Regions from separate parts of the Homo sapiens genome. Here region 2 is linked to region 1. A link is a loop called in an ENCODE intact Hi-C map of the cell type or tissue named here. Cell type or tissue: ascending aorta. All regions are shown on one strand. Links, peaks and the distances in the headings refer to the core of each region. The heading gives the core; the rest is flanking DNA. Region 1 has its middle 110 kb from the start of LINC01747. Region 2 overlaps NXT1-AS1 (NXT1 antisense RNA 1).

What was found. Peaks named below come from ENCODE experiments on the same cell type or tissue, not always from the same donor. Only the 100,000 strongest peaks of a DNase experiment are listed, where the experiment ranks them.
Region 2: a loop joins it to region 1, with 2.3 times the contacts of the local background. A loop is called at or near these places in 5 of 110 quality-filtered maps.

What each region holds. Positions count from the first base shown.
Region 1 is chr20:22,787,013-22,803,161 of GRCh38, reverse strand. No RefSeq gene overlaps it. Among named protein-coding and RNA genes, the nearest start is that of LINC01747, 110 kb to the right of the region's middle. In ascending aorta, for the core only: no CTCF peak of the experiment used is centred there; a DNase peak (open chromatin) is centred at 7,061; H3K27ac peaks cover 2,304 bases.
Region 2 is chr20:23,332,219-23,348,367 of GRCh38, reverse strand. All of the region lies in intron 1 of NXT1-AS1 (NXT1 antisense RNA 1), which reads left to right. It overlaps LOC105372571 (a long non-coding RNA gene), which reads left to right and starts at 12,501. Exons shown (of 3, transcript XR_937379.3): 1 at 12,501-15,801. RefSeq lists silencers at 3,511-3,731, 7,695-7,744. In ascending aorta, for the core only: a CTCF peak has its summit at 7,655; DNase peaks (open chromatin) are centred at 7,667 and 8,257.

The DNA of each region.
Region 1 (16,149 bases), core at 3,428-11,427:
GCTTTCAGCTCGAGCCCCTTTCCCTCTGCCTTCCAACACCTGCCCTGGCAGGACCCCTTCTCCTCCTTTAGTCAGTGCATGGTCCCGGGAGGCACAAGTAATTCTCATTTTGGTCCGAGCAAGCCACTGGGGAACATGAGCTATGGGGCTGTAGTGAAATTCAGATCTGATCTACTCCGGAATCATGAGTGCACCTCTGAGCCACAGAGTGAGAAAGCTGCCAGACCTCTCTGCCTCCATGCTCAGAGTGTGTTGCATGCAGTGTGTTGGACTCGCTGGTCTCCAGAATCCAGGGTCCTGTGATGTTCTCTCCCCACCTGCCTCACTCCTTTCTCCTCCTGCCCTTCTTCTTCTCCCTCTCTCTTTTCTTCCTTCTGTCCTCTCCTTTCCTCTCTTTTCTTTCTTCCTCCTTCTCTCTCCTTCTCTTCTTCTCTTCCTGCTTCCTCTCCCCATTCCCTCCCTCTCTCTTTCCTCTCTTTCTTTCCTGCTCCCTGTCTGTGCCCAGCTCCATGAAATGAGACTGGGCTGGTTGTGTTCTGTGATTTGACTAGCAGGTAACTTGTCTTTGTGTTCATCAGTCCTGACAGGTTGCATGCTGAAGCATGCCCGAATCTGAATGCATCTTTCTCCCCTCCTGCTACTGCCCCCTCCTGCCACTGTCCTTTCCTTGTGTGCGGACATCCCTGCAGACTTCTTTGCTTCCATCTGAGCCTGCCAGTCATTCTGTTTACCTCACAGCTGTCAACATGACTTACAGAAATTGCAAATTGGATCCCTCCCTTCCCTTGGCAGAAACCAAGGGCTGACCACCTCCTCCCACCCCCAAGAATAAGGCCTAATGCCTTTCTCTGTTTGCAACCTAACCCCTGATTCCTTCCGGTTGTGTAGTCAAACAATCTCCAAACCAAAGAGACAATATCACTTTCAAGTCTAATTTATCAATATGAAAACCAATAAGTCCTTTGATGATGTCAGGCCACACGGATAAAAAAAAAAAAGAGAAAGAGATTTAGAAAAAATAATGATGGACATTAAGAAACATTTAAAACCTGTTGAAATGTCAGAACCCTTGGAAAGGAGGCTACGAGTGATATCAACAAGAAGGTAGCTTCCTAGGGTAGAGAAAAGAATTACAGAACATACTCACTAAGTGGCACAGGTGGAATTGTCAGTGTTACTGAAATTGGCTTTGAGGAAACGAAAAGAACTGAGAAGAGAATCAATCCTTATTAGACACAGTTTTTTGTTTCATCCTGATTATGAATCACAGGCAGCACTACCTGCGTCCAAATGTCTCTAAGTGCCTCTGTCTTGTGGAAGGGTGGTTATTTTGGGTATCTCTCTTTTGAAACTCAAGTGCCAAGTGCTGAGAACTCGAAGCCCAGGTTCCATCAATCTGTGGTTTCCCAGAGGCTGGGTATTCAGGGACAACAGCTGGAAATCATTAGGCTCTCAAAAGAGAGCTGACCATAAAATTGCAGGCCACCCTAATTGTTCTAACACTTAGTTGCAGGCAAAAGAATACCATTTCCTGCACATGTTCTCAGGCAAAAATCCCTGCCCAGATGAGACTGAATTTCCAAACGGGCAGAAAATGAACCCTTGCACACCACAGCGAAAGGAAGTCCTATGACGTGTGGGACAGCGACCCCGAACCTAATCCTGACCCTGCTCTTCATCAGCTCTGGGACCTGACATTAGTTCTTCCTCTCTCCAGCCCGAGTGTCCTCACTGGTAACAGGCAGTGACAGGGGCTCCTTTGATCTTTAACTCTTATCTGGGTTCCTAAAAATGATTTGCAGTACATATAGGATAAACACATGACAAGCTAAAAATAAATACAAAAAATGGATGGAGTCGGAAGGATGAAGGAGAAAGGCAGCAGTGTTGGAAATGAGGTTGATATAAGAAAAAAAAAATAACAGATGGAATCAAGTCAATACTTTGCTAGAAGCAAGTCACCAATTTTGGACTTGATTTCCCCAGCAACCTGTGCAAAGAGAAAGGCAATAAACGGTGAATGGTAGCCCAAAGCTACCCATTGGTAGTTTAACAATATCACTCCAGGGCTCTCTCCCTTCCCTGGGTCATTTCCGCACCACCCACCTAGGATGAAATTTAGGTTTGAATGGGATTGTCACTGAGCACAGTGACCTGCAGCCAGTTCACTAACGCACATGACAGGCTCAGCGCACTGGCTCCTGCAGCTGCTCTTTAGCGCTGGTGCCTTAACCCCAAAATGTAAAATGTTAATATCATACAACTTTTTATAAAATTGCAGGGTACTTGTAGCTCTACGTGTGGTGCTCTAGGCTCAGTGTGGATGGTGTGAACATTTCAACCCCCCTCTCTGCCCTCAGGAACTTGAACATCTGTTTGTGGAGTCAGATCACAGCACTCCCGATTTGTAGGGGTGATATACTGTCTTAGAGTGGGTCCCCCCAGAAACCAAGGATCTGAGTGTAAATTATTTATTTGTGTTATGCCAGGAAATGCAAATAGGGAGGGGGAAGTGAGTCAAGGAAGGAGGCAAATTCGTCGTCGTCGTGGGTTCAAGGTGGAAAGAGAGTCATTACAAAGGGTTGTGAGCAGAAAAGAAAGGAGAGGCCTTATAGCAAGAAGGAATTATCCCCCAGACACCTCCCCGTTACAAAGTCAGTCATCAAGTCCTATTTTTAATCATAGTATTCATTGGTAGAGAGAGTGGAAAAAAACTAAAGATAGTATGGTGCCATGGGGGCCAGTGAGCAGAAAGTGTGACAATAGGTGGGTTGGTCTCCAGTGTTGGATGGGGGAGGATAGTCAGAGAGTACATTCTGTGAGTGCCCACTGGCTGGGATACTCAGCTGTCTGCAGGGTATGCAGTCAGTGCCACACCCATATCCTCAGGCCCTGCCATCTCAGACCCTGGACACAGCAACATTTAAATACATACTTTGCAACTATGTATGCTACAAATAAACCTTATTGTAATGGGTCATTCTGAGGACTATTTCCTTTTTTATGGTATTATCAGGGAAAAGGGGATTTTCTTTTGTAGACATGTGGTGAGTATCTTTATGTGATTTATATAAGTTGTTCACACGCTTTGTGTCCCTAAACACTTCATATCTCTTTGTTCTGATTCCATGCCCACCAATAGCCTTTTTGATTCTTTGTTGGCATCTCAGATGCTCTGATTCTGAGATGGAGATGACCACTGGGGAATAAGCACTGTGCTTAGAGCTAGATCTAGAGCAACTGTGGAGACCAGTGAAAGAGCTTGGACTTTGGGCTCCAGCCCTGTTTGCCAATTCTAGAACCTGGGCAATTACTTAGCCTTCCAAAGTCCTAGTCTCTTCAACGGTAAAGTGGGGATAAACATCATCATCCTCAATCTCCAGTTGTTTTGACAATCAAGACAAAAAAAGAACATAATTTTCATATCTGGTACATAATAAGGGCTTAGTGAATTGGAACGGCATTCTCATATATACATGAGGATTTTATAAATGTAAATAGTCTAAGTCATTACCTTTGATGATGATTAATCTTGGTGTTTGAATTTAGAACAGAAGAGCTACAAAAAATCAATCTAAAGTTACAGTAGAGGAAGAAAAACAAAGCAAAACGAAAACCTCTCAAATCACAAAGAACAAAACAAGAAAGCTTAGATGGACTTTTCATGTACAAGCCATGCTATTTAGCAGCCTCTGTTGTGGACCTCCATACCCTCTTCTCACTCGCTGTTTTCCTGCACCCCAACCCAACCGCTTCTAAGTGCAAGCATCTGTGACTCTGCCTGATGGGTTTTTCTGGTCTAAAGCTGGCATAGTATATGAGCTGAACGGGAGGAGAGGTCAGTGGAATTAACGCCCCAGGAGCAGACTCCATCCAATGACATTGGAGTCTCGATAAACGCCACCATGGTCTCCTCCTTCAGGTGGGACAACACTGAGGCATCTTCTACGCCATCTCCCACAGTACTTGGTCAGTCCGAGCCCCAAGTCCTGAGCATGGTCAACTGATCATTAGCACACCTGGCCTGGCTTCCTTCTCTGCCCTGTCTCAGTTCCCAGTCCCCACCAGAGCGGCTTACTGGGACCACTTTCCAAATTAACAACTGCACCCCAATCCTTGTTTGAATCTGCTTTTGAGGGAACCCATAGTAAGAGAGATAATATGTTCAGTAAAAATATTTCAGGTGACCATTATACATCTGGATTAAAATAGAGAACTTTTTTTTCCACTCAAATAGAAAAAATGACTTCTTGGGTAAAGGTTTTGCATAGGATTTAGATCATGGCTGTAGCAGAGCAACTCTGTTCAAATTCGTACTTTATAGCACACCACCTCAGGGATATTAGAATACCCAGCATAAGACATTCAGCAGGGTGCTTGGCATAGAGTAACTCTTATGGATTTTTAAATCACCTTTATAGAGGTATACTTTGCATAAAATAAATATAAGTGTAGTTTGATGAGTTTTGACAAATGCATACACCCGCGTAACCACTGCCCTGGTAAAGGCATTTCCTCAACCTCACAAAGTGTTTTGCTCCTTGACAATCAATCTTCACCCACTTCTGCCTCAGGCAGGCACCGATATGCTCTCTATCACCACAGTTCAGTGAATTTCAACTTTAAAATATTAAAGGTTGAATTCAGTCAAGTAGATAATAACGGTGTTTGGGGGATATAATTTGCTGAACTATGCTGTCTTTTTTTTATCAAAATCATTTTTTTTCATCACTTCTATGAGTAATGAAGAGAGAAAGTCAGCTTCAGAATTGCTGGGTTTCTCCTGACTCTAGTATGCGTGAGGGGAGAGGTGGAATGGGAGGGCAAATAAAAGTTGAGGTCAATTTGAAATTTGGAATGACCTCTGCTGTAAAATTTCCAGAAAAACAAATTTAAGACTCATTCATTAAATTAGGGAAAGCACCTTCAACTCTAATTTGATCTTTATTTTATCTTCTTGGAATTTTGACAGTCATATTGAATTATGGCCAGATCTTTAACTCCTATCTGGGTTAACCCTGGGAAGCAGGATCCACAAGAGATGCACGAGTTGTTCATCGAGCCAGTCAATTGCTCAGCAAATATTGATAGGGTTGCCCTCTGTGCACTAAGGGCTATCCTATATTCTGACAGCGAGAGGAAGCACCTCTTCATGGGCAGTACATGCCTGTGTAGATACGTAATAGCAAGTCAGAACACAGCTGAGCAAGGGAAAAGCCGAGGTTGCAGAGAGAATCTGGCCTGTATTCTCTTACGCAGGCCAGAAACAGGAGACATGATGGAGACAACCGCTGGAGAAGGGCTGTCTGTGAAGGTCATCTCTAAGCTGATTCTGAATGACCCAAAATGAGCTAAGAGGGCACAGATTGGAGGATCATAGCAAACAGAAAGCATTGTTTGTGCAAAGGCCCTGAGGCTGCAATAAGCATGTCGCATTTCAGACCTGAGAGCAAGTCAGGGTTGCCAAACATAGAGGGTGGGGATCAGGAAATGGGTGTTCAGAGGGAGGTCCATATCCCAGGGGGAGAGGGGTTAGAATTCATTTTATATTCTATGGGAAGCCATCAGTGGATTCTAGACTGATTACCATTTTCAAAACTTTACTCTGAATGTTAAGAGGGGTGATTAGATTGTAGAGGAGCAAGAAGCACAAGCAGAATCCACTCTGTCACCCAAGAGAGAGATGATGATGTCTTGGATCAGTGGTGCAGATGCAGCGGCCCGCTTCACATCTATTTGGAAGATAAAGTGAGTAGGATTTACTGACATCAAAGGTGTCTCAAGAATAACAACCACATTTTGTCATATAAGGTATCTGAAGTCCAGGAAGAGGTAATCTCAGAGATATGAGTTGAGAACTTGCCAACTTTTACAGGATGTCTAAAAACCAGTGGAGTGCATGAGGTCAGCCAGGAAGCATGTTTAGAACAAAAGGAGAAGGTGGCATTTTGTATTCTGCATTTGGAAGACGAAGAGAGGTAGAGGACAGCAAGGGAGATGAGAAGAAGTGGCCAGTAAGATTGAAGCAAAATGGAGACATCATGACATCATGAAAGCCAAAAAAATAAAGCATTTAAAAAATATTAATTTGGAAAAAAAAATATTAATTTGGGGAAGTAAATTCCAGAAAAAATGTTTGTGCTTACTAGTGACCACTCGTCACCAGTGACTGGTGTGAATCAGGCTGGTATAATGTCAAGCAGAAGAATATGCTTGAGTGGCTCCCTGTGCTGCCATCTTGTTCTCAACCCCACAGGCCCTGTGATTCTCCACCCTCCTTGCACTGTTCAGATTTTCTGCTTTGCACATAGAACACATGGTTCCATTTCAACATTTGCTTATTTTTCTCTTTTTATTCCATCCTCGTATCTCTGGAAAAGTGAGATTTGGCATAGTTAGCATGCAGCAAATGTTTTATTGGCTTCATGATCTCATGGTGTAACACTCGGGTTTAGTTGAAGAATCTCGAGTCCCAGTGCATGCACTTGTTGGGAGAAAATTTCGTGGTCAGCCAATAGTCATTCCTGTTTCATTTTACATGTTTGCTCTTAAGAAAACATTCTCTTATGCAGGCCAGAAACAAAGAAATATAGGAAGTCACAGGAGAATGGTTTTTGGAAATGATTCTTATTCAGACATATGGTATCATTCCTAACCCTGGATTGTTTTCCTCCTGCATTTGCATTTCACCTCTCTAGAGCTAATCTCTTTCAGTATTTTCTTAAAACCCACGTATGCTAAATGATAAATGCTGGTTAGGAGCAGAGTTGTTTTTGTGTTTGTTTGCTTTCCTGTTTTGTTTTTAAGACGTGCCCTTGGTATATAGTGACTAGATGGTTAAGTTCACCAAGGAGTCTCCCTGTTAGAACCGATTTTGTTTCTACATATTTTATTATTATCTTTTGAGGAGAAGCATATTTTTGTGGTTGCATAGCGTTGACCACTTGCTTTACTGATGATCCCTTAACTGGTGACACAAGGCATGTGATGTCATCAGGGAAAAATGCCAACCTCCAGCAAAACATTAGCTTCTCTATCCATGTTTGAGCAACTTGGAAACAATTTTCCCGATATGATTCAACTACAAAAAATTAACAACACAAACATTCCCAGTGGCGGCCTCTGCCCTTGTTCTATGGCTTGGCCTTTGCTTAGGAACGTGGGAGCCACTTGCTTCCCTGGGAAGTCTGAGGCAATTACATTACCTTGAGCCAGACAAAGAGAGACAAGAGACAAAGACATTTTTCTCTCACAGGCTCTGCCTTGCTCTCTTCTAAAGAAGAGTGCACTAACACTCCTTTCACTTGGTTTCTACTCACAGATTGTCACTTCCTCTCAGCGCTTATGGACCAAGGGACATATTGGAAGAACAAGACTCTGTTGCCTTGCCGTAGTTATTTGCACACAGATCATCAGCAATCTCCTTGTTACCAAACCTCATGGCCCCATCTCAGTTCTGCCTTCACTGGTGTCTCTGTAGCATTCGAAGTTATCTGACTCCTGGCTCTCCTCCCACCTCTCTCCTCCTTCACGAGCTCCCTTCCTCTGTCTGCTTCTTCAGTGCCTGTCTGGTTAAGTTCCTGACCTCAGTGTCGTTTCCTCCTCACAGTCCCCTTCTGGTGACATCCACTCCCATGGCTTCTCTCTGACACTTTGCTGGGTCCCCTGTTGGCATGCCAGCCTTGCTCTGTCTCTATACTCATCACATAAAACTGTCACTGGACTGGATGCACCTGGATGCATCCATTCATTTGCTTATTTACTTGCTCGTCCATTTAATTAATAGCTATGAATGCTTACTTGGGAGTGCAAATAAGAAGCACAACCCCTTTTCTCACCCACTGAGGCAGTGTTTGTGACCACAGCTACCTTCAACTCAAAATGGTCATCATAGCTCAGTATCTTGGGCCTTAAAACTGCTCACCTCTATATGAATGTTCCCCAGTACTCAAGACCTCAATCCAATCAATTCATCTCCAAACTCCGGCAATTCTATTTTCTGTTTCTTGAATTGGTCACTTTCCTTCATCATAATTTCTGCTACCACCACCCCTTGGTGAAGCTACTCCCAACTTTTGCCTGAATTAAGGTGACCCCACCCTTCTATATTCCTCTTTGTGGCTTTCTATTATTGTCTTAGGATAAAGTCCAGTTTCCCTAATCTGGTGTCTGGGGCTCCTAAGACTTGTCCCTACCACCTTCCCAGCTTCCTGCCTGGATGTTCTTTAATGAGATGCCACAGCAGCCACACCACAGACTCCTTTCAGTTGCCAGCATGCACTTGGCTGTTCTTTCACCTGATGCCTTTGCACACAGTGTCCCCCCGACTCCTCTTCCCCACTGCACTTCTGACCCTTGGCTTCTAGTCTTTTCCTTCCCCTTTTCAGTTGTTCTGTTGGTTTTCCCTTTTCCCTCCATAATCAGCTTCTCTTTTCTAACTATGCTCACTCTCCAGGTGATGTCATTCAGCCTCAGCACTTTAAAAAACATCTATACATTAATAACTCTCACTGTTATTCCCTTGCTAACTCCCACTTGTCCCTTAGGTCTCAAGTTCCACATCACTCTCTCTAGGATGCCTCCTTTAATTCTTCAGGACTGAGGTTTGGAAAAACCTCCAATTTTCCTCAGTCCCCACACTCACCCTTAACATGACACATTGTGTCATAATTGCAGTCTGCCTTGACCATGTGATATGCTGTATAAAGGCAGAGGCTCCATTTTATTCTTTGTTCTAGCACGGTTCCCAGCTCATAGGATATGCCCAGCAAATATTTGTTAAGTTGATGAATGAGATAACCTATTTTTAAGCCAAGTCACCTGGCAGGTTGTCAAGCAAAAGAGTATGCACTCTTGGAAAGGGTGGGGAACTATGAAGGAATGAAAATGTCCCCAGTGCCCTCTCTAAGAAGCAGGAAAGAGATTACACAGAGTGAGCCCCTGTTCTTCTTTCTCATCTAGAAAAGGATCACATTATCCTTAAAGCCATTTAGGAAATTCCTGAATACTGAAAAAATATGTGAAAGAAGAGAGCTCAGAGAAAGCAGCAGAAATTAGTTCTGCCTCTTAGCCCCCATTCACAAAGCAGGGATCTCAAAATTACCTACTACTATTTATCTAAGCTCTTAGATTTTTGTTAGAAATGCCCAGTTTCTCTAGAAATTAAATGTCAGAGTTGGCTGGACTTGAAGTTGACCAATTCCTGGAGCAGTTTTAATGTACAAATAATGGAACTTAGGAAGAAGTTGTATATTTAAAATACATATTTGCAAAGTCATTGTAAAGCACCTTTAAAATATGTGTTAACTGTTTTTTAACTGATTTTTGGGTCTTAGACTTCTGCACTATAAGCTTTGCACCAAAATACATTCCTAGGATAAAGAAATATCAGTTACACCATCAGAAAAGCTGCTCACTTTTTTCTACTTGACCCAAAGTCTAGGCAAAAGTGCCAGAGAGTTGGATTGACACAGGGGATTAAGGGAGTCCTGAGAAAATGTGTTTCCCTCCTCAAGTGATAGCTGTGGGAGGGTAACTGGACTACTCCAGGAAGTGAGTCTCCTCATCAGCCACCATCAGGGAGAGGAGGTCTTCCCGTGGTGATTGTGTTAGGCTGTTCTTGCGTTGCTGTAAAGAAATATCCGAAACTGGTAATTTATAAAGAAAAGAGATTTAATTGGCACACCGTTCGGCAGGCTGTACAGAAAGCATGGTGCCAGTATCTGCTTGGCTTCTGGTGAGGCCTTAGGAAACTTACAATCATGGTGAAGGCAAAGTGGAAGCATATGTATCACATGGTGAGAGCAGGAGCAAGAGAGCCAGTGGGGAGGTGCCATACACTTTTAAACAAACAGACGTCACAAGAACTCACTCACTACCACAAGGACAGCACCAAGAGGATGGTGTTAAACCATCCGTGAGAAATCTGCCCCCATGATCCAATTAGCTCCCACCAGACCCCACCTCCAACACTGGGGATTACAATTCAAAATAAGGTTTGATGGAGACATCCAAACTGTTATCAGTGATTCTGACCTTAATGCCTGGAGGAACACATGGCCTGCCTCACACCAGAAGACAAGAGACCTTTACAAAGATGTCCTGAGAGCCATGTTCTGCTGATGAATTCTGCACCTGCAGCCGGCATTGCTTCCTAGATTCAACCTGAATGCGGGGCTTCCATTTGGTTCCTTTTGTGCCTGGTTCTCAGCCAATACTTATGGTTTCACTACAACTAATAATTTCCATTTTGTATGAATAAAAACAGCACTTAGGATGATAAATGTTTATTGAAAGACTCAAATTTTCATTTACTCTACAATCCTGCAAAATAGTCATAGTATGCCCATTTTAGAGGTAAAATTATTCTCAAAGAGGATAAGTGACTTGTTCAAGATTATGTAGCTATAAATAAAGTAGTAAAGCAAAATTATTTAGTAACATATAGAATGCTAACTAACAATAAAATGTGTAACAGGAGTGCTCCTTTTTCATGGGGTTTCATTCTACACAGAGGATAATTAGCCTCTTAGACTCCCCACCCCTGTCCCTCATCCCCGGATTTCATATTCTCCTGTTCTTACTGGAGCACACATCAACCATGAAAATTTCTTGGGGAAAGTCCTGAAAACTCCAAAACAAGAGCCCTTTGAAATCTCCCATGATCCTTCACTCAGCAGTTAGACATTCACTTGACCTCACTCTATTCTGAATTCTCTTTAGGGCTCAAAACTTGATGGCTATGTTTCATATGATGTTGATCCCAGGCTTTTATGAAAACTTCCTCAAGATGTTGGGTAAGACGTTACTACTTCCAAGAATCTGTCTCCTGTCTGAGCAAAGAAGGCCTTGAATTCTTTTCCTGCAGGGGATCTGAGCTTGGCTCATGCAGTTAGAGTAGGATGAGGGACTTGCATTACTAAGGGTCTGGCTTGCACACAAAGAGAGAGAAGCTGACGGCCTGTGGCAGCCCTCAGGAAGTTATCATGAGGTGTGCGAGTGGGGGAGTCTGATTTCAACCCTTCTTTGCACAGGTAAGGAAAGGGAGATGACAATGCAAAATGACTCATCCACCACCAACAACAACTTGGAGGCAGAATTAGGCTCAGAGTTCCAGAAACTGTACTTCCCACTGCATGCTGGTGACAGGCTCACACTTGGGACTTGACCTGTTGAGGTTACTTTTTTCCCTGCATCAGTCAAGATATCATTGCCTTAGCAACAATATGTTTGGTCATTTGTTATGGTTATTGGTAGAATATTTTTACTTTTTTCTTTCTACTGGATCACTCCCAACATCATGCAAACATCTGGTGATTTCTCTTATCTTGAGAAAACCCTGTCTTAGCCCTATATTCCCCTACAAGTGCCACCTCATTTCCTTGCTGTCCTTTAAAAGAAATCTCACTTTATCTTCCCATTTTCTCTTGAGTATGCTCAAACAAAGGATATTCGAGTCAACTTGAGATGCCCCTGCCACTCAATCAATCATGTCCTACTTCTGGAGCTCCAGGCACTGTTTTAGACACTGGAGACAAATTAGTCTTTTGCTGATGACATCCATGCTACTAAATCCACAGCCAGGGCCCTGTTGTCACCTTCTTGGCCTGTCGGCATGAGCTAGTGCAGTGAGTCATGCCCTGCTCCTCAGCATTTCTGACCCTCGCATATATCTCCTGCACATCTATATTTATGTTCTTAGGAGATGTTCTTGGAAATGGAATTATTATTACTATGTGAGAAGTTACCAACATTCATTTTCTTAGCAAAAGGTAAAGCCGAATCAATACTACGTATTTGGAGAAAACTTAAATTCTAAGACATGTTCTCAAGACAGTGTAGACTTACCCTAATCTCCACAGCTGTCTATAGCTATGATACAATAACACCTTATGAATCAATGTATAATAAGGTTCTGTGTGGATTCAATAAGGTCACCATGGATTCAATTTTCTTCACTATGTGAATAAAAGCAAGAAAACAAATATTTGCATTTAGAAATAACTCTTACCTCACAAGCAGGAATAAGTAGGGTTTTCTAATGCTCCTTGGTAAGGAAGTATGAGGTCAGAAAGGCTGGGTCCAGCTCTTCCTCAGCTACTTATTAGATCTACAGCCATGAAAGAGTGATGACTCCTTGGCATCTCAGTTGTCCTTATCTTAAATGACGAGGTTGGACCAAATGGCCAAGGAGCAAAATTTTCGTTCAGCTATGAGAGGCTATGAGTCTACCAGAAATGATAATTTTCAAAAGCAACTCATTTGGTTTCTTCTACAGTTGAGTCCACATCAACCCAGTAATTCCACTATTAGACATTTACCCAAGAGAAACAAAAGCATATATCTGCAAGAACTCTTGCACCAAAATTCTCATGGTAGACTTGTTTGTAACCAACTCAAAGGACAAGCCATCCAAACATCTCTCAAGTGAATATACTCATGAACTCCTACTCAACCATAAAAAATAACTACTGATGCATACAACATACATAAATATTAGAGACACATTGAGTGAAAGAAGCTTAGCACATACTGTATGAATCCATTCACATGAAGTTGTAGAAATGAAAAACATAATCTTTTGGTGCTTGAAGTCAGACCATGGTTGCCTTGGGTTGGGACAGTGGATGCTTGACTGGGCAGAGGCACAGGAAACCGTCTTGGATGATATAATGTTCTGTGTCTCATACAGAGTGGTGATTATACACAGGTATATAAAACTGACAAAACTCATCAAGTCAAACACCAAAGAATAGGGCATTTTATTGCATGTATATAATATTCCCAAAAACATACACTTTAAAGCCCCATCCCCTAAGCACTGAGTCCAAATGTGGAATTGAAGAGTGAATTGGATGCACTGCCAATCATTGGCATGCTGCCTTCATTTTGAGGCACACATTTGAAGTTTTTGGGTGCACCCAGCTATGGGAGCAGGACGGCTCAGCCCAAGTAACAAGCTCCTCAGCCTGTGGTTCTGAATCTGGGCCTGGTCTCAGACTTCCCTGTATCCTTTGGGCAAGCTTGCTTTCCTGTCTCACCTCAGGGCTGAAAAACTGAGCTGAAGTGCTCAAATGCCTCAGAGCCCCCAGGTGAGTGGTGAAGCCCTTTTAGAGGAAATACCAAATGCAACTCTAGAATGGATGTAGCGGTGTAGCCTCCCAAAGTCCATTCTTAGTGGTTGGCTCACAGAAGTCCCAAAGCTGCCAATGTGCTTTATCTCAATTTTACAAGTGCTAAGTACTGGAATTTAAAGCCAAGAACAGTCCTTTCAGAGTACGAGAAACACATGTTTCCCCACAGATGGTGGGACCAAAGCTTATGACCTTTGGGGAGAAGTCTTCACAGCTGTGTGATTATCTGAGCAGTTTCCTACTGGGAAGGACATGTGGAGACCAGAGATATAAACCCTAAGCAAATAAATACCAATCTGGGTAATTCAAGTAGCCCTGGAAATCCATGGTGTGACTGAATTCTTCTGCCAGGGAAGGGAAAAGTCCACCTGGAAATGGTGCTGCTGTGTTTCCTTCGGCTCTCGGTCAGTGGACGTGAGGCATGTGTCAGTGCAGCAGCGAACTTGGAGAGAAGAGAGTTCTGCATCACTGAGAAATATGCAAAAGAGCAAAGGATAGGGGTAGGGAAAGTTCTGATTGTGAGTTTGTCCCTTCCATTGAGGCTGTTAGACCAGGAGCGGGGAACTAGTTCCACCAGAGGCCACCTGCCAAAACTGTTAATGTGGAACTTTGAAATTCACAAAAAAAGCCATGTCATTTGGCATGTGTTGTTTTACCAATGCTTTTCTAATTTATGTTGAATGCATTAAACTTGAGAAATAGAATAGCTCAGACTAAAAAAACAAAAACAAAAATCTCTTATAATCTCATTGCTCCAAGAAGACTTGGGTTAACACGTCAATGTATGACTTTCATATTCAGGCATACCTCACTAATCTATAGAAATACATTCTGAGAAATGGGTTGTTTGGTAAGTTTCTCCTTTTGAAAATATCATACCATATACTTATACAAACTTAGATAGCATAGCCTACCACATATCTACGCCATATGTTATGACCCATGCTCTTAGGCTGCAAACCTGTATAGCCTGTTACTGTACTGAATACTGTAGGCAACTGTAACACAAAGCAGTAGGCAATAGTAATCTCTCAACTTCATTACAATTTTCCAGGAACAACATCATATATGCAATCTGTCAATCAAATGTCACTATGTGGCACATGACTGTTTATGCAAATATAGAACATTACTAAAATGTTGCCACACTATTACATTGTTTTGTAGCTTGTTTTTCTTTATAAATTTACCATGATAATTCCCTTGTCAATAAATGTTCTCCTATAAGATTATTTTTGTTAGAAGCCCAGTATTCCATAGCAATGTATTGCAATCTACTTATTCACCTATTATTAGACCATAGACACAAGAAAAATTGATAGGAGAAGCTAGACTTGATATTTTTAAATAGTTTTTAGAATATCACTGACTAAAAATCAACTTCAAGTGATACCTTTAACAGTTTACCAATTAAAAGCAAGAACTTGTGGGTAACGACAGAGGGTGAGACCAGATTTCAAAGTTTTCCTTCTTCTAGAACTTAGAAGAAGGAAGTGTGGACATCACTATCATCATCAAATGGGTAAAAACCATCACAGAGCCGAACACCTAGAACAGAAGCCCCTCCCGACAAGACTGACATCCCCTCAGAGATGGGAAAACCCATGGAAATGCACTCTCTTGTTTCTTCCAGGTGGGAGAAAGGGGGAAGAGGAAACCATGGACAGTCAAAGCTACGGGTCTCCAGCTACCAGCAGTACATTAGCAAAACAAAGCAAGGAGAAACAACATCAGACCACCTCCTCTGAAGGGGCAGGAGTGCCTGGGAAGCAGCAGCACAGGAGGTCAAGCCCCTCCCTGAGCACAGGCAGCTGAAGGGGCTGCTGGGAGAGACTGAGGCTGGCAGGACGGACACTGCTGTATCCCTGGTGTGCTCCATCCTGAAGCACAGGAGAACTTCCCATGATATTAGAATATGCCTCAAACAAGCAGGGATAACATTGTTTCAGGGCTTCTAATAAAACAGAAGGTGAGAGAGCAGAGCCCAGGACTCACAGTCAAAGCTACTGAACTGGGGGTTGGCCAGCTTCTCACATTGCCCAGTGGAGGACCGCATCCTGTGAGCTCTCTGTTTAAAAGATTAAATCAAGGTAACTAATCATTACATAGAGTATGGTCCATCACCTACCTTAATTATACACCTTCATAAAGGCAAAGTCAAGGATGCTTGCAAACCCTTAGCCTTTGCATGACTGAAGGCTGGTGAAATCTCAAAGATGACTGAGTGACTGCACGAGTCTAGGCATTGTGTTAGTGAGGTATAGGCCAGTAATACAATTTACATAAATCTTCCTACACTTATTCATGAAAGTATATTTTTGTATTATTTTAATGAAATCACTGAATGTGTTTTGCAATTAGGATTTTCACCTGATGTGCATTCTTTCGACAGCCATAATCTAAAGCAGTTCTCCCTCAGGGTGGTTTTGCCTTCTAGAGGACCCTGGGCAGCATCTGGAGATGTTTCTGGTGTCACTGCTGGAGGCAGGGAGCAGGTGCTCTGGCATCTGGCGGGCAGAGGCCAGGGAACTGCCAAACATCCTGCAATATACAGCTACAGCTCTGCAACACAGAATTATCCAGCCAAAATATCTCTATCTCCTATATGTAGGTTTTTGTATCTAAAATATGTCAACATTGAGAAACCCTGATTTAAAGGTTTAGTAATGAGATTTCATTAAATTAAAGTTTTAATCACCAAATTTGTTTTTATCAAAATGTAAGTTGAAAAAAATGTTAAAACATTTAAAAATCAAAATGTATTCCTAAAAAGATATTTTTCCTCAATATAATCAACATTACCTATTAAAATTAAGAGATAAATACTACTTATAATCAGCAAATATAAAATAATAAACAAAATTTTTAAATAAATAAATATTTATATGATATTTACTTGCAAATACATACTTTTTATAAAAATGAAACTATTTGCAAACCTATTACTCACTGTCCATGGAGGCATCAATGTAAGTGTTTTCTTATGTCACACAGACCTACACGTATAAAGATTTAA
Region 2 (16,149 bases), core at 3,017-11,016, 550 kb before region 1:
GGGAAGGAGATTTTTCTCCCTTCCCTTCTGGACTCACAGTGTGTGGATAGCACTGTTGCAGCCATCTTGCTGCCCTGAGTGGTAGACCCTTGATGAGGCAGACAGGAAAGCTGGGAAGAAATCAGGCTCTTGATGACTATGTTGGGAGTCAAATCATCCCTCAAGTTTGGACTTTTCAGTTTCAAGAGCCAGGAAATCCTTTTATCTTTTGTACTATTTAAAATTGGGCATAAGCATAAAGTTATTTGCAACCTGACTAGTGTGGCTTAAGCATTAGCAGGGTGGCTGTGGCAAGTGAGTTAGCCTCTTTGAGGCTCAGCTGCCTCCTCTGTAGAATAGGGGCAATGGTCATATCCATCTCCTCGGGCTGACGTGAAGAGCGAACGAAACAATGCATGCTAAGTGCTTCATATGGGGCCGAGCATGAAGTAGCATCCAGAAAGCGTTGGGAAAGCAGAATCATGCTTTGACATTTTGCATCTATAGCAACTTCCTTATTTGCCAACAATCCCTCCAATGACTGGCTTTTAAACTTGGAAGAAGTGTATTGACAAATTGGTGGGATTTGTCACCAAATTGCATGGGCCCTTCTGAAGATGAGCCCAGTGGTCCCATGTGCAGCGTGGAGTCCGTCCAGGGAGGAAGGGCACATCTGGTCACACAGGCAGAGTCCTTGGCAGCTCTGATGACAGGCTTGATTTAAGGATCTTTAAGTCTGTAAATAGAGGATTGATCTTTTCCCTCATTGTCAATGTTGTTCTCTGGCGCAGGATCTTAACAGCATTTGTTTGCCATGAGAGGCTGCATGACTTGGAGCCAGTCAATCTACGGTGACAGCAAAGCAGTTGTGACTCTAATGTACTGCCACCAAAAACACTTTCTTTTCCGTCTCTCAGCCTTAGCAGGATCATCTGAGCCACTGCCAGTTCAGAGTGAGCTGGGGCTGCTTTTCCAGGAGGGCAGTTGGGGACCTGACTTTTGAGGAGATTCTGAGGTTTACTGAAGGAGCAAACCCTATGGGGTTAGACAGAGTTTTGTGAAATCTGAGCTCTGCCTTCTCTGTACTTCAGTTACTGCCTCTGTAAAATGGGGGTGTGGACACTGTAGACATTAAATGGCAGTGTATAAAGGAGGCACCATCTGGAGCATTTGTCCAGCCTGCAATGATGCCGTTTGTCTGAGAAGGTTGTAGGGATCATTTCTGGTTTGAATCTCAGCCCTCTTCCCAGCTCAGCCACCAGCCATCTGGAATTGTGGGAGAGGTCAGACGGCTGCAAAGCCTCTATGTGGAATTGGAACTAAATACACATATTTATCAGTATTTAATGGAAGACTGCAGGATGCTTGCAGAGTCTACAGAAGGCACTGGTAAGGTGGCTCTTTTAGTCTGGGAACAAGAACTGGGCAATGGATGCCTCAGAGGCTGAGTTGGACTGACAGAGCTGTGACCAGTGTCTAGAACCTGGGATTCTCCACTAAAGTCAGATTCTCAGGAGAGAGTTGGATTGGCCCAACTTCAGTCATGTGCCACCCCTCTGCTGCCCAGGAGGGATGGGTGGCTTGAGGGACAGTCCTGCCAAAAACACCTGGGGAGGAAGTTTCTCAAAAGAAGTAATGTGGAGGAGCTGTTCCCAAAGGAAGCGGGGGATTCTGAGAAGGCAGGAATAACTGAGGCCATGAGCACAGACAGAGGATGAAGCAGAGGTCAAGGTCATGTGACCAGAGGAGAGAACTGGAGCAAGACATGTATGCACACACACATGCACACATGGACACTCACATATGCACACTTACATGTACACATGCACACTTACATGTACACATGCGTACACACGAGCTATGGAGAATGGTTGCCTTGATTCCTTACTATGATGGATTACATTTTCTGAAAATGGACACAAAATAAATTTCTGGTCCCATGTCCTCATCTGGAACCTTACCTTGCCACCCGCTGTCAGGACATGGTGTTGAGTCCTTCCCTTGATCAGGGAGGCCTTTGTGACTGTGTGAGCTCAGGCTAAATGGTGTTACATGTCTGCCAAGGTTGGCCTGTAAAAGGAGATACAGCCGGTGCTGCTCTCTAGCTATACATGTGCCTGGAGCCCAGTGCTGTGCTGCAAGCAAAGCCCAACTCCAGCTGAGCCACCCCACAGCAACGCGTGCCCAGTAGCCAGTTGTGTGGCTTGTGTGAACCACCGTGGTCCTAGGTTGGCAAGGCTTGAAGAGAAATGAGCCTACCCTGCCTTGCCCCACCCAAACTGCAGATTTGTGGGCAAAATAAATGATTGTTGTCATGCTAACCCACTAAGTTTTGTAGTGGTCTGCTATGCAGCAAGACAGAGTTCTTACTCATTACTTTCCTTCTCCAAGTCCTTGCTGTGGTCCTGCCCCAAGGTTCCAGGGAATAGCCTAGTGCTGGCAATAACTCCTTTTTAATTTATGTCTGACCTGGGTTTGCCACTTGCTGCTAATGGAACCTTGAAAATAGGGCCCCTTGGCTGGGTGCGATGGCTCATGCCTGTAATCCCAGCACTTTGGGAGGCCGAGGTGGGCACATCATGAGGTCAGGAGTTTGAGACCAGCCTGGCCAACATGGTGAAACCTTGTCTCTACTAAACATACAAAAATTAGCCGTGAGTGGTGGCAGGTACCTGTAATCCCAGCTTGCTCAGGAGGCTGAGGCAGGAGAATTGCTTGAACCCGGGAGGCGGAGGTTGCAGTGAGCTGAGACCATGCCATTGCACTCCAGCCTGGGTGACGAGACTCCATCTCAAAAAAAGAAAAGAAAAGAAGGCCCCTCAAGGCCTTACGTAGTGACGCCACCTCAACGAACTCACCACAGTCCTGAGGCTGGCTTTGTCCTGATTTCTGAAAATGGGTCCATTGGCTAGGACCAGTCACAGGAGGAAGCTCACAAGGCTGCACTCCAGAGCAGGTGTTGGTTGGTTCATCTACAGCCAGAACCAACTTCCCAGGGACTAAGCAGCATGTGTTCATGTGCTCTCTATGTGAGCAGGTGCAGGTGGCTATAAGAGCATGGGTCAGAACAAGGAAACACAGTAGATGGCATGATCCCAGTGGCCAAGGGCACAAGTTGACAGGGCCTGAAGGATCTATGTTCTCAGGAAGGAACATGGTCACCAGGGAGACCAGATACCCCACAGTGAGTCTGGTGACCACATTCCCTTCTCACCAGCCCTGCCCACATTTGCCCCTGTGAATTACCCTACCCCTTTTTTTGGGCGTTTCCACATTCTGGTGGTGGATATTTTAATTTGTTCACCTCATGGGCTGGGAATCTCTTTTCTCTTAAAGGTGACATTGCATAGGTATGTTCCAAGTCTTATTGACTTTTAACTCTCAGGGACACTGTTATTTCTCTGCTTCTAAGCCAGTTTTATAAATTACTGTGTAGGAAGTGCTTAGCACATGGTACATGTCTTAGTTTGGATTCCCCGAGAAGCTGATCCGAAGCAAGTATTTTGGTGCAAGTCATTGGTTTGCTAGGCAAAGGGGTGTAGGGAATTGGGATGGGTGAGGAGTAGATTACCCAGGCTGCTACCACTGTGGGTGACTGGATCCTCATCACGCTGTGCAGCTCCTCATAGAACAGCATAGAACATATGCTTCAGAATTATTCCCCCTGGAGGGCCAGGAGCGTGTGGGAACTGTGGAATTTACACACAACTCCTGAGAGTGAGGGCTGCCGGGGAGGTGTCGTTTTCTTGTCTGGCAAGAGGGACAGAGAAGCTTTTCTTCCACTGGCCTGGAAAAAAAGCCCTTAGGCATTTGGAAATCAGCTAGAGCCCCCTGAAAAGGGAAGTACCAGGCCTCAGACAGGCACTGAAGGTGTCAATCATAGCAGGCATTTTAAGTGGCTCCACAAGCAGCTTCTGGAGGACCCAGCACATTCAGTGTACTTCACAAGCAACCCCGTGGTGACCTTGGGCATAGCCTCGGAGGTGGCTATTCCTATTGACCCAACCATGTAGGCCAACTGTAGATCTGAGTGGAAAGGGGCTGTGAACCTCATTAAGCCATGGGTGCTCAAAGCTGATGACACAAAGGAAAGGTAAGATGTATGATCCCTGCTCTCGAGCTGAGCTTCGAGCTGAGGGCATGACACTTATAAACACTAGGCTCTTAGGGAATGATGGCCTTGTAAAATGGCCTGTGCTGCTTTGTTTACCAGGAATGCCCTTCTCTGGACATGCAAATCAAAACCCCAATGAGGTGCCATTCTGCAATCTTAGGATGCCTAGAATCAAAAAATAGAAAATAACAAATGTTGGTGAGAATGTGGGGAAATTGGAACCCTTGTGCATCGCTGGTGGGAATGTAAAATGGTTCAGTTACTGTAAAAAACTGTACGATGAGTCCAAAAAAAATTCAGCATAGAACTGCCATATGACCTAGCAATTCTACTTCTAGGTAAATACCCAAAAGAATTGAAAATAGGTACTCAAGTGAGTATTTGTTCATGATTGTTCATAATAGCCAAAAATTAAAAACAATCCAAATGTCCAATGGATGAATGAATAAACAAAATGTGGTATACCCATACAATGGAATATTATTCAGCCATGAAAAATAAAGTACTGGCCAGGTGTGGTGGCTTATGCCTGTAGTCCCAGTGCTTTGAGAGGCTGACGCAGGAGGATTGCTTGGGGCCAGGAGTTCCACACCAGCCTGGGCAACATCATGAGACCTAGCCTCTACAAAAAATAAAAAAAACTTGCTAGCTGTGGTGGGTCACACCTGTAGTACTAGCTATTTGGGAAGATAATGTAGGAGGATCTCTAGAGCTCAGGAGTTCAAGGCTGCAGTGAGCGATGATTATGCCACTGCACTGCAGCCTGGACAACAGAAACCCCATTTCTAAAATAAATAAAAATAAATGAAGTACTGATACATGCTGCAATGTAGATGAACCTTGAAAACATGGTGAAAGAAGCCATACACAGAAGTCACCTGTTGTAGGATTCCATTTCTGTGGAATATCCAGAATAGGTGAATCTGCAGAGAGAATGCCGAATGATGTTTGCCAGGGGCTGTGGGCAGGGAGGAACGGGGAGAAGCAGCTTCATGGGTACCAGGCTTTTGAGTCATGAAAATGTTCTGGAACTGATAGAGGTTGGACGATATTGTGAAACTGCTAAAAGCCGTTGAATTGTTTGCATTAAAATAGCCCATTTTATATAAACTTCACCTCAAGAAATTATTAAACAGAAAAAAAAAATTCTCTTTCCTCGAGGCTCAGTTGACATGCCAGCTGCCCAAAGGCATGTCTTCTGGTCCAAGTGACTGGAGGTGACTTTCGTGACCTCATGGCCACTGGGTTCCTCTGCTTCTAGATGCTTTGTCTCCTAGCTGCCATATGTCCCTTCCTCCTGACTCTGAGAGCTGAGGGCTGGGGCCAGTGTCTGTGTCCCTTCCTCCTGATTCAGGACTGGGGGCTGGGGCCAGCCATTCCTCTCATGCTCTGAGGCTCACACTTACTTCAGCCTTGCTGAGTCGCTTATGCCCCTGCAGCTCCTACTGTGGGTCTGGAGTTTGGGCTCAGCTGTCTTTCTCTGGGGCCATTTGAACAATCCTGGTGGATAGAGCAGAAAGAGCATGCGAACTTGGAGTCAGATAGACCTGCGTGACCTCCTGTGAATGATCTAACCCTCTGAGCCTGTAAAATCAGGGTACCTGCTCCCTGATGTTGGCATGTGGATACCTGAAGAATGCCTGAGTAGTGGGTGCAGCTCTTGTGGCACAATTACCCCAACTCCACTCCCATCTTCTCTTCCTCTCTTAACGGGTCACTGACTTTTCTGGTCCTGAAACACACATGCTCCTCAAAGGGACTTGCCTGGGGCACAACTCTCACTCTGCAGTATCCCTACTTGTGAGCTCCCCATATCCTAGACTAGGGTCCCAGACCCGAGGCCCTCCATAATAAGACATGAGCTGGGTTCCCACCATTCTCCCCCGTGCCATGTTTCGGCCACGCGGAATCCATGCTGCTTGCCGCAGTCCTTAGGCTGCCCTCTCTGCCTTGTGTACCTTGCCCCCATTTCTGCACACATTTCCGCTATCCTTCAGGGACTGGCTCAGATGCCACCTTCTCTTTACAGCCATCCCACTTTGTGGAAAGGTCTGTGGTGTTCCCCCCTCTGAACATTCCTGTGCCCCTTTTGTGGCATTCATTTCTCGCTCTCTCCCCAGTGTTCGGCCAGGCCGTGTGGGCCCAGGGCGAGGCCCTGGTTTGCCCAGCATCAGCAGAGACGTTTTAGTGATGCATGGATCTGAGGGCTGGTCTGTGTGCGGAGAGAGGCTGCTCCCAAGTGGGAGATGCTGAGGTGCTTGGCAAAGATGGGACTTGAGAGAGGCCTTGATTGATGAGTGGGCTTTGAATAAGGAATCAAAGAGTCTTGAGAGCTCAGAAGTGAGCGGCAAGCACTTTTTGTCTCCCCCTGCAGCCTGGGAAAGCTGAGTGGAGCAGACAGTGAGATACCCTCTTCACTCCTTTCCAGACCAGGGTTTTCTGGCCACAGTCTTGGACCTTACTCATGGCAGGGCAGGAATGCCCAGAGTTAACACCCAAGAGCATCCTTCAGTAAGGACAGATGGGAATTGGAGGGTTCCAACCCTTCCAGTCCCTCAGGCAGGACATCTCTGAGGCACACCCCGCATCATCCCGGAGCTCCCCAGGGACTGAGCCAGGCACCTGCAGTGCTGCCCCTGTACTGGCTTCCCCCTGCCCTACCTCACATCCCCATACCCCAACAGGTGCCCCTGGGATCACCTCTCAAATAAGTGGCTTGCAGTGCAATTGTTGTCTCAGGGGCTGCTGCTGGGGACTCTGTCTAAGCTAGGGAGCAAAGAAAGGACTTTCTCTCACTGTTGAAACACCTGAAGAATGTCTAGATGGGTTTTCCTGGTCCCTTGAAGGGTCAATGCCTTGGCTAACAGCTCTCTTTTGGTGCCAGACAGTAACAAATCTAATGCAAACTACAGTTCTCAAAGTGAGGGAGCGTCAGAATCCTTGCTAACACTAGGGTGCCAGAGCCTTAGCTTCAAAGTTTCAGACATAGCAGGGCCAAGGGAGGCCAGAATTTGCATTTCTAACCAATTTCTAGTCATACTGGAAAGCCGGGACCACACTTTGAAAACAACTGCTCTTGACTAGAGAATAAAAGTAGCCTGGGTTGAAAAGTGCTCTGCAGCTTTTTTAATGAAGTAAATTATTATTTTACACTCTTCTGCAATTAGTTCAGCCTTGACTGTTGAGCTTAGTTTTCCTTTTTTTTTTTTTTTTTTTGAGACGGAGTCTCGCTCTGTTGCCAGGTTGCAGTGCAGTGGCGTGATCTCAGCTCACTGCAACCTCCACCTCCTGGGTTCAAGCAATTCTTGTGCCTGAGCCTCCCGAGTAGCTGAGACTACAGGCATGTGCCACCTTGCCCAGCTAATTTTTCTATTTTTAGTGGAGATGGGGTTTCGCCGTGTTGGCCAGGCTGATCTCAAACTCCTGACCTCAGGTGATCTGCCCGCTTCGGCCTCCCAAAATGTTGGGATTACAGGCATGAGCCACTGCGCCCAGCCAGTTTTCCCGCTTTTGAAGCTGTCTGATCTGTCTTGCTCTTCAAATCTGAATTGCCATTCACAGAAGCAGCCACACGAGGGTGGTCTAGCCTTTGACAAGAGCCGCTCTGCTTGCGTTGTAGACAGGATCTGAGTGACACCTTTTCTGATCAAGAAACCAAAGTGTTCCTTCCCTATATCAAACATAGGGCATTTAAAAAGTCCAAGATAATCTCCTTTGTCTTGACAGGTGGCTGCTCAGAGAGGCTTTTTTGTTTTTCTCTAGGATATTTTAGAAACGGTTTGGGAAAGCAGAGGTCTCTGCCTCTCCAAAGCAGCACAGCTTTTAGTGTGGTTCTATTTCAAATTCTGAGGTACTGTCTCAAAAATGCTTCCTGGTGAGCATTTTGGTCTAATGGCTGACTTTGGCACTTTGTCCCGGGATGGTTCCGAGGCGATGAATGCACAGTGTACAATGGGATGACCGCGATGGCATGTGGGGGATCAGCTCAGGGTGCCGGCGCAAGGCCCCAGGCAGCCCGTTCTTGCCAGCCAGTGCCTATGACCAGCGAGGGGTGGGGGCATCGAGAAGATCCTGCCCCTCCCCACGACCCTACCCCTTCTCCCGTGACATCAGAGTGTCATCCCAGGTGGAATATTCCCAGTATCCCTTCCTGCTCCCAGCTGTGGGCCCCTGGAGGGCACTCCGGGTGATGAGGATTCTCATCCCTGCTGAGTTGGAAAGGGGCACCCTGACAGGAGAGCTGGCCATGCCCCAAGCCTCCCCAGCCTTGCCCTCTGCATTCCTTGAGGGCCCTGTCTTCATGGGGATGGGGGATGGCAGCTGTCAGCAACAGGCCAAGTGGTTCTCTCTTCTGTCCCCAGCCTCGAGTGGAAGCAGAGGCTGCATTAATTTAATTTAAAAATTTAAGCCAAAGTTCCAACTCGTGGTACAGAGATCCAAGAGCATAGAAGGTTTGTAAGGAGAGCAGGTACCTCTTGTCCTGCCCCTTGCTTTCCCTCGCATTCAGGCTCGTGGGGTAAACACTTGCAACTGTTCCTATGTTTTTGTTCTTTTGGCAGTTACCTCTGTAATTCTAAATAATGAGCTTGTAATTCAATTGCTTGACTTATCAATTTTGGACAATCTTCAATGACTATTACAATGGAATCTTACAAAATAGTCTCTTAGCTAATTTCATTAGATTTAGTTCTAGTGATGACCTTTATAGCTTTAAATATGTAATTCCTCTCTGCTTCTTATTCCATCAATGATAGAGACTGTTGTCTAACTCTCTGCCCTCTCGGACGGGGATAACAGTTCTCTCAACCATCTCTTCCTAAGTCCCATCTCTGTGACTAACCCTTGAGCTGCTGTCACCTCCATGCTCTCCTCCACCTGTGGAAATAGAACCCTGACTTGCGTGTGGCCACTCAGCCTGAAGACCATGCTTCCTACTTTCTCTCCCACTAGCTGTGGCATATACCTCATCTGGTTGATGAGATGTAGTTTGAAGTGTTGTGTGGGACTTCCTAAAACTAGGGAGGCTAGGCCATCTCCCATGTCTTCATTCAACTGCTTGAAATGCAGATGTGATGGCTGGCACTTTGGCTGCTATTTTGGACCATGCAGATGTGGGCCAGATCCTAGGGATGGTAGAGAGGAGGGTGGAAGGACTTGGCTCCCTTTATTTCATAGAGCTATGATAAGTTCTCTTTTAGGCAAGTGAGAACTACAAGTCTATTTTGTTTACATCATTTTGAGCTCATCAGTTAGATGCCATCAAAACTAATTCTAGATAATATGGTAAAAACTGTCTTCACATTTACAGCATCAAGGATGACTACATTTACCTTCTGTTCTACAGCGATGATTAGGTTTATTCTTTGTCTAGATTGAGTCTAAGCATTGAAAAGAAATAAGAAGCATTTTCACTATTAGGCCTAACTGTTGATTACTATAGAAACACACACATGTAGGACTTGCTCTGTTCTCTCCCACGATGTCTGTACCCCCTAAAGGGTGACTTTCCCAGATTCAAAGTCCAGTGTACAGCCTTCTCTTTTCCAACCCTCCTTACACCATGCTTATTTTAGTTTACTTTCTATTCGGCTATATCTTTATGGAACAGGATCTTGTTTTTCTTGGAATTCCTAATTGTTTTTGTCTTTGTTGCTTTTGCTGTTGACAAAATAATGTGCCTTAATCCCTTCATCTCATGGGCCAGCCTTTCCAGAGCACCCCTCATTGCTTGAAAAGCCCTTTACCCCTGGAGTCACTCCCTAATGATCCTTGGACCTTTCCAGTCTGTATGGGTTTCCTTCATCCTCTGGAAAAGTTATTCTATTTTTTTTATGGCTTTCCCCCATTTACTTTCTCTCCTCTTTCTCTTGTTTTTGCAATTTTGGCCTCTCTCTTGCTTGCTTGCTTTCTTTTTTTTTTTTTTTTTTTTTTTTTGCCTGTGCCCTGGGAATTAAAAACAAACAAATAACTTTATTGTGTATCCTTTCTATTGACTTATTATTTGCCTTATCTGGCCAATTATATCTTTATTTTCTAAGCTTACTTTCATGATCTCATGTTCCTGACTGGTCCTTTTTTCTAGTATTCTGTTCTTCTATTGTACTTTTTGCCTTGTTCCTTTTTATATATAAGGAATGCAATTACCTCTCAAAATTTATGAGAACAAACTCAAGTCCATAGAAACCTCTGGAGCTGAGAATCCTCAGTTCAAATGCTGGCTCTGCCACTTACCAGCTGCATGATCTTGGGCAAGTTAATCTGCCTCAAGGCTTTGGCAAGATCAAAGGGTTGCTATGACCTGATGCACACATGGTACCTGACTTCAGGTAGGTACTGAGTGCATGTCACTGGTGGCAGATTGCATTGCCCAAAGGCGTCTGAACAATTAAAGATGTCCCAGACCTCCTGCTCTAACAACATGACTGACATTGCTCTCACTGAGAGGTGGCGTCTATGTTCCTCCCGTTTAATCTGGGAAGAGAGGAGTTCCCAGGCTAGGTCATAGAAGGTGATGCAGGTTCCACTCAGCTCACCTGTGCTCACTCCCTCTTCTTTTTTTTCCTCTCTCTCTCTCTCTCCCTCCAACTCCCCATACCTCTGTCTCTCTCTGCTCACCCTTGAATGCAGCTACCATGCTGTGAGGAAACCTGGACTAGGCCAGCTGGAAAGAGGACATGGACAGGCCTATTTGGGGAGGAGCTGAGTGAGGCCCCAGTGACAGCAAACATCAGTTGTCAGATGTGCAATGGATGAGCCTTCAGCAGGCTCTGCTGTGCCCTTTTCAAATGCATATTTATTATGCAGCCAGAGTTGGCAGCAAGCACTAAGCTGTGACAGTGCATGAAGTAATTTAATTGGTGAGGCCCATTCTTGCAACTACCTCTGTGACTAGTGGAGACAACTCAGATCCCAGATAAAGGATGGGGTGCTGGGTCAGCATGCCAAACCCAAGCTACCCCAGGGGGCTCAGAGGAAGAATAATGTGCTGGAAAGTGCTCTGTGGCATGTAAAAATGGGTGTCTTCTCAGGATCTAGCAGTGGGACTAGATTTGGGTAGAAGTGCCAAATGAGAGAAAGCAAAGACCCTAAGGATGAGATTTAATGAGGTTGCTGCCCTGTGTCTGGCCTGTCCCCCGCTGGTGCTCCTCTTCCAAGGGCATTCCTGCCCATGGGGAACAGAGGCTTTGGGTAAGGAACACAGCCATCATATTGTATGAACAGCCACACAGGGAGGCTGGCATGAAGCTAATACAGGCTAGAAGTCTCTCCTGGGAGGAGGCTGCCACGTGGGGGTCACAGAGTGCTGAGGGCCACTTGGAAAGTTGTGGATCCAACAAGGATCCTGGGCCCTGGAAGCTCCACAGCATCCCTCAGTAGCAGGCTGTGAAGTATCTGACCTGTGTTATCAGTAGACGGTCTTGGTCTTGACTGCAAGTTGTCCAGGTTCTTGGTGTTTTGAACAAAGAATTAGATAAAATGCACAGCAAAGCAAGGAAAGAATGAAGCAATGAAAGAGCAAAAACAGATATTTATTGAAAATGAAAGTACACTCCACAGTGTGGGAATGGGTGGAGCAGCAGCTCAAGGTCCAGGATATAGAATCTACAGAGTCCAAATGCCCCTTAGAGGTTTCCCATTGGCCACTTGGTGTTCACCCGGTGTAAATGAAGTGGCGGCCTGCTTTCTGCAACCAATCAGAGGCTGAAGTGAAGTTACAAAGTTACGCTCCTATGCAACATCTGATTGGTTGCACAAAGCAACCAATCAGAGGTATTTTCAGTTTCGCATCTGCTGCACAGAAAAGGTGAGGGTTTGCAAAGGGAGTGATTTCTGATCTTTTTGTTACTAAGGTGTGGAAAGTTAGGGCTTTACTTTGAATTTAGTACTAGGAAGTCAGCTTGAAATGGCCTTAGGTTCCCTGCCTCCAGACCCTATTCTTCTGCCTCATCTGGACCACCCATGTGAGGGCCGCTCTTCGGAAGATTTATCCTTAGAGAACAAAGGGCTCAGAGAAATACTGCCTCAAGCTGCACATTGGCCCAACTCAGTTTTATTTTATTTTATTTTATTTTATTAATTTATTTATATATTTGTTTATTTATGACAGAGTCTTTTTCTTGTCGCCCAGGCTGGAGTGCAGTGGCATGATCTCGGCTCACTGCAACCTCCACCTCCCGGGTTCAAGTGATTCTCCTGCCTCAGCCTCCTGAGTAGCTGGGAGTACAGGCGCCTGCCACCATGCCCAGGTAATTTTTGTATTTTTAGTAGAGACGGGGTTTCACCATGTTGGCCAGGCTGGTCTCGAACTCCTGACCTCAAGTGATCCACCCGCCTCAGCCTCCCAAAGTGCTGGGATTACAGGCTTGAGCCACTGCGCCTGGTCAGTTTTTTTTTTTTTTTTAAGTTTCTTCTTGGCATCACCAGTTAAAAGAGATTGAGAACAAGAACGTTCTTTCAGCGTGCCCACACCCCTGCCTGGCTTAACGGGTTTGAAATGTGAGGGGAAGCCAAGTAGCCAGCTTGCCTCTGTTACTCATGGCCCAGTGGGTCGGCTCATGACCCTCAGGCCAGCCTGTGCCACTTTGGTGACTGGTGGCTACTTTGTGGTCAACTCTTGAAGCATCAGCACAGCATGAACAAACCAAAAGTGAAATTCAGAAATGGCTGCAGAAGCCAAACTGTTACCCAGCCCCTCTGAAATCCCCCAAGCACTGGGGGAGCCACAACCAGTTTGGGGGCCATTAGGAACATTTTAATCTATAAGGCTATGTGCTATGGAGGGGTAGGGGAGAGATGGTTGCAGGAGGCCATGGGAGGGTTGAGACCCACAGGCCAGAGTCCAGGCCATAAGACCCTCATGATGAGAATGTTGACAATAACAAAATACTACTACTACTACTGCTGCTACTACTACTGCTGCTGCTGCTGCTGCTGCTGCTGCTGCTACTACTGCTACTACTTACGTTTTAACATTTTTCAGAGCTTTGCTATTTATGATTATTCTGTCCTAGATGATTGCAGCAACATTATGAAGTACGTCTCAGGTTGAGTCCCCTAGAAACAGACCCTGAGATGGAGATTTGCATGTAGGGGTTCGTTGGGGAGGGGATCTTGGGAGTCCCACCTGGGAAGGGTAAGAGAGCAGTGGGGCTTTGATGCTGCTGCAACAGAGGCCTCCACTGGCCCCTGGGGAGCTTGGAGCTTTGGAAACCTGCAGAGTTGAAGCAAGGGTTCCCCGTGTCCCTTCCATAGGCTGCTCATTAGACCAGCGGGGGGTTTGGTGAGGATGCAGAAGGCGCTCAGCCACCAGTGTGGAAGGGGTACCCTGGCCTTGGAGCAGAATCTGAAGAGGACACTGAGCACCCACCACACATGGGCACTCTCAGGATCTCTGCTACAGAGCAGGTGCTGAGTAGTGAGATTTGCCCAGGGAATGAGCCTACCTGGTGGGATCATCATGTGGACCTGGAGGTCCTGACTTACTCAAGACCACTCAGCTACTAAGTGGCCACACTGGGATTCCAGCTAAAGACTGTTTTAGGTTAGAGCTTCCTGATCTCAGAATGGACCCCCTGACCTAAGAATAGGACCCCCCCCCACCTCAGGATGGACTCCCCAACATTAGAATAAACTCTCTGACCTCAGAATGAATTCCTGGGCCTAAGAATGAACTTTCTGACCTCAGAATGGATTCCCTGACCTCAGAATAGACTCTCTGACCTCAGAATGGACCCCCTGACCTAAGAATAAATCCCCCACCTAAGAATGAACCTCCAACCTGAGAATGAACTCCCGAAGCAATAATGGATTCCCTAACCTAAGAATAGACTCTTCAACCTAAGAATAAACTTCCTGACCCAAGCATGAATCCCCTGACCTAATAATAGACTCCCCAACCTAAACAGGAACTTCCTGACCTAGGAATGAACTGCCTGACCTCAGAATGAACTTCTTTACTTAAGAATGAACTTTCTGCCATCAGAATGGACCCTTGACCTCAGAATGAACTCCCCGACCTCAGAATGAACTCCCTGACCTCAGAATGGACTCCCTGACCTCAGAATGGACTCTCTGACCTCAGAATGAACTCTCTGAACTCAGAATGAACTCTCTGAACTCAGAATGAACTCCCTGACCTCAGAATGGATTCCCCGACCTAAGAATGGACTCCCTGACCTAGGAATGAACTCTCTGACCTCAGAATGAACTTTCTGAACTCAGAATGGACTTCCTGACCTCAGAATGGATTCCCTGACCTAAGAATGAACTCCTTGATCATTTTGCAGGTGATGCTCGGGAGCACCAGTAGGGAGTGGGAAAGCAAACAGGGAAGGGAAAGAAGGCCAGCCAGGCACAGTGGCTCATGCCCATAATTCCAGCACTTTGGGAGGCCAAGGTGGGTGGATCACCTGAGGTCAGGAGTTTGAGACCAGCTTGGCCAACGTGGTGAAACCCCATCTCTACTAAAAATACAAAAATTAGCCAGACGTGGTGGTGCACACCTGTAATTCCATCTACTTGGGAGGCTGAGGCAGGAAAATTGCTGGAATCTGGGAGGTGGAGGTTGCAGTGAACCATGATCATGCCACTGCACTCCAGCCTGGGCGACAGTGACACTCTATCTCAAAAAAAAAAAAAAAAAGAAAGAAAGGAGGCACTGGGAATGCTGAGGGGCTCTGGCAAATGGTGATTATCTATCCAGAGCCCTTTCTGAAGCATTGCTCTGCAGACCCGCCAGCCAGGGTTTTCATTAAGTAGCATTAAGTCATAACCTTAAGTAATAAAGCAAGCATGCATAGAAGGGCAAAGCCAGTCACTTCTCAGACCCCGAACCCCTCAGTGAAGGTTGGTGCATGCAACGGGCTGGCCCTTTGGTGGAGACTGAAGAAAGAGTTTATTGCAGGTGGGAATATTATTTAAACAGGGATTGATGGAGGACAAAAGGGGCTTCTGGTTCCATGAGGCAGGAGATAAATGAGATGGGAATCCTGAGTCATGCATTTTATTCACTTCTCTGGAACGAGTTTTGGGGGCTCATTTAGCAGAGAAAATAGGACAAGAAAAATGGACTCAGCTGGCATTGGACAGAGTCAAAGCCAAATGACTTCTGGGTTCTAAATTTTTTTGTTTTGTCTTTATTCATACGTGTTGGTTGTTTGGATTGTTTTTCATTGACCATTGTAAGCTAAATCCATATCAGGAGGATCTGAAAAGCTCATAATAAAAATATAAAGTAGAGACCAAGGGTTGTAAAAGTGGCATTTTACTCAAGATATAGTAAGGCTGTTTTACAATAGTGGGTAGTAATCAATAATTTAAATGAAAACCCTCAAGGGTTAGATGATGATAGAGCTGATGTTCTTCTTATTGACCAAGATGCACCAACCAGTCTTGAAGAGGATCTCGTTTTGTAAAGGAGCCATGCAGAAGAAGAATTCCCAGAGGGAGCCTAATGTCTGTGAAATGTCATATATTGCTTACACAGAAACCAGTTACTCAAAGAGCTATGCTGTTCTTATGCCCTGTGATGGATCTACTGGGGATAGAGATAAGAGCCTGTCTGCCTGCCTCAGCCTGTGCACCTGATCGTTCTTTTCCTGAAGCAACTTGTCATGCCTTCACAGTGCACACCTGACCAGTTCCAAACCAAAAAGGGATGTGCCTGGACGTGTGTGGATAGATGGCTGAGGGAGACATTATTGTTGTTGGTGAGTGAAATTGTTCTTTCTTCCTGGGTCTGGCATTTTATTTGAATGATTCTTTAGAAATTATTTAAAAATTTTCTGCCAGGCAAAAGTTTGTGCAAATGTCAACAAATAGCTTACCCTTACCCAAAAAAGGTGAGATTTGAGGTCTGGAAGTTTATGTAGTAAGGAAGACGCTAATTCTTATGGTTTTAAGATTTATAATGAGAAGTAATGGGGATTTGTCAGCATTGAATTGTGGGGTTTTTAATGAAGCTATTGTGAGAGAAAGATGAATTGACGATCTCAGGATTGAGTCCCTCCTGAAGGAACTTGGTTGGTCAGATATGGCTCTAGTGAACATCTGAGAAA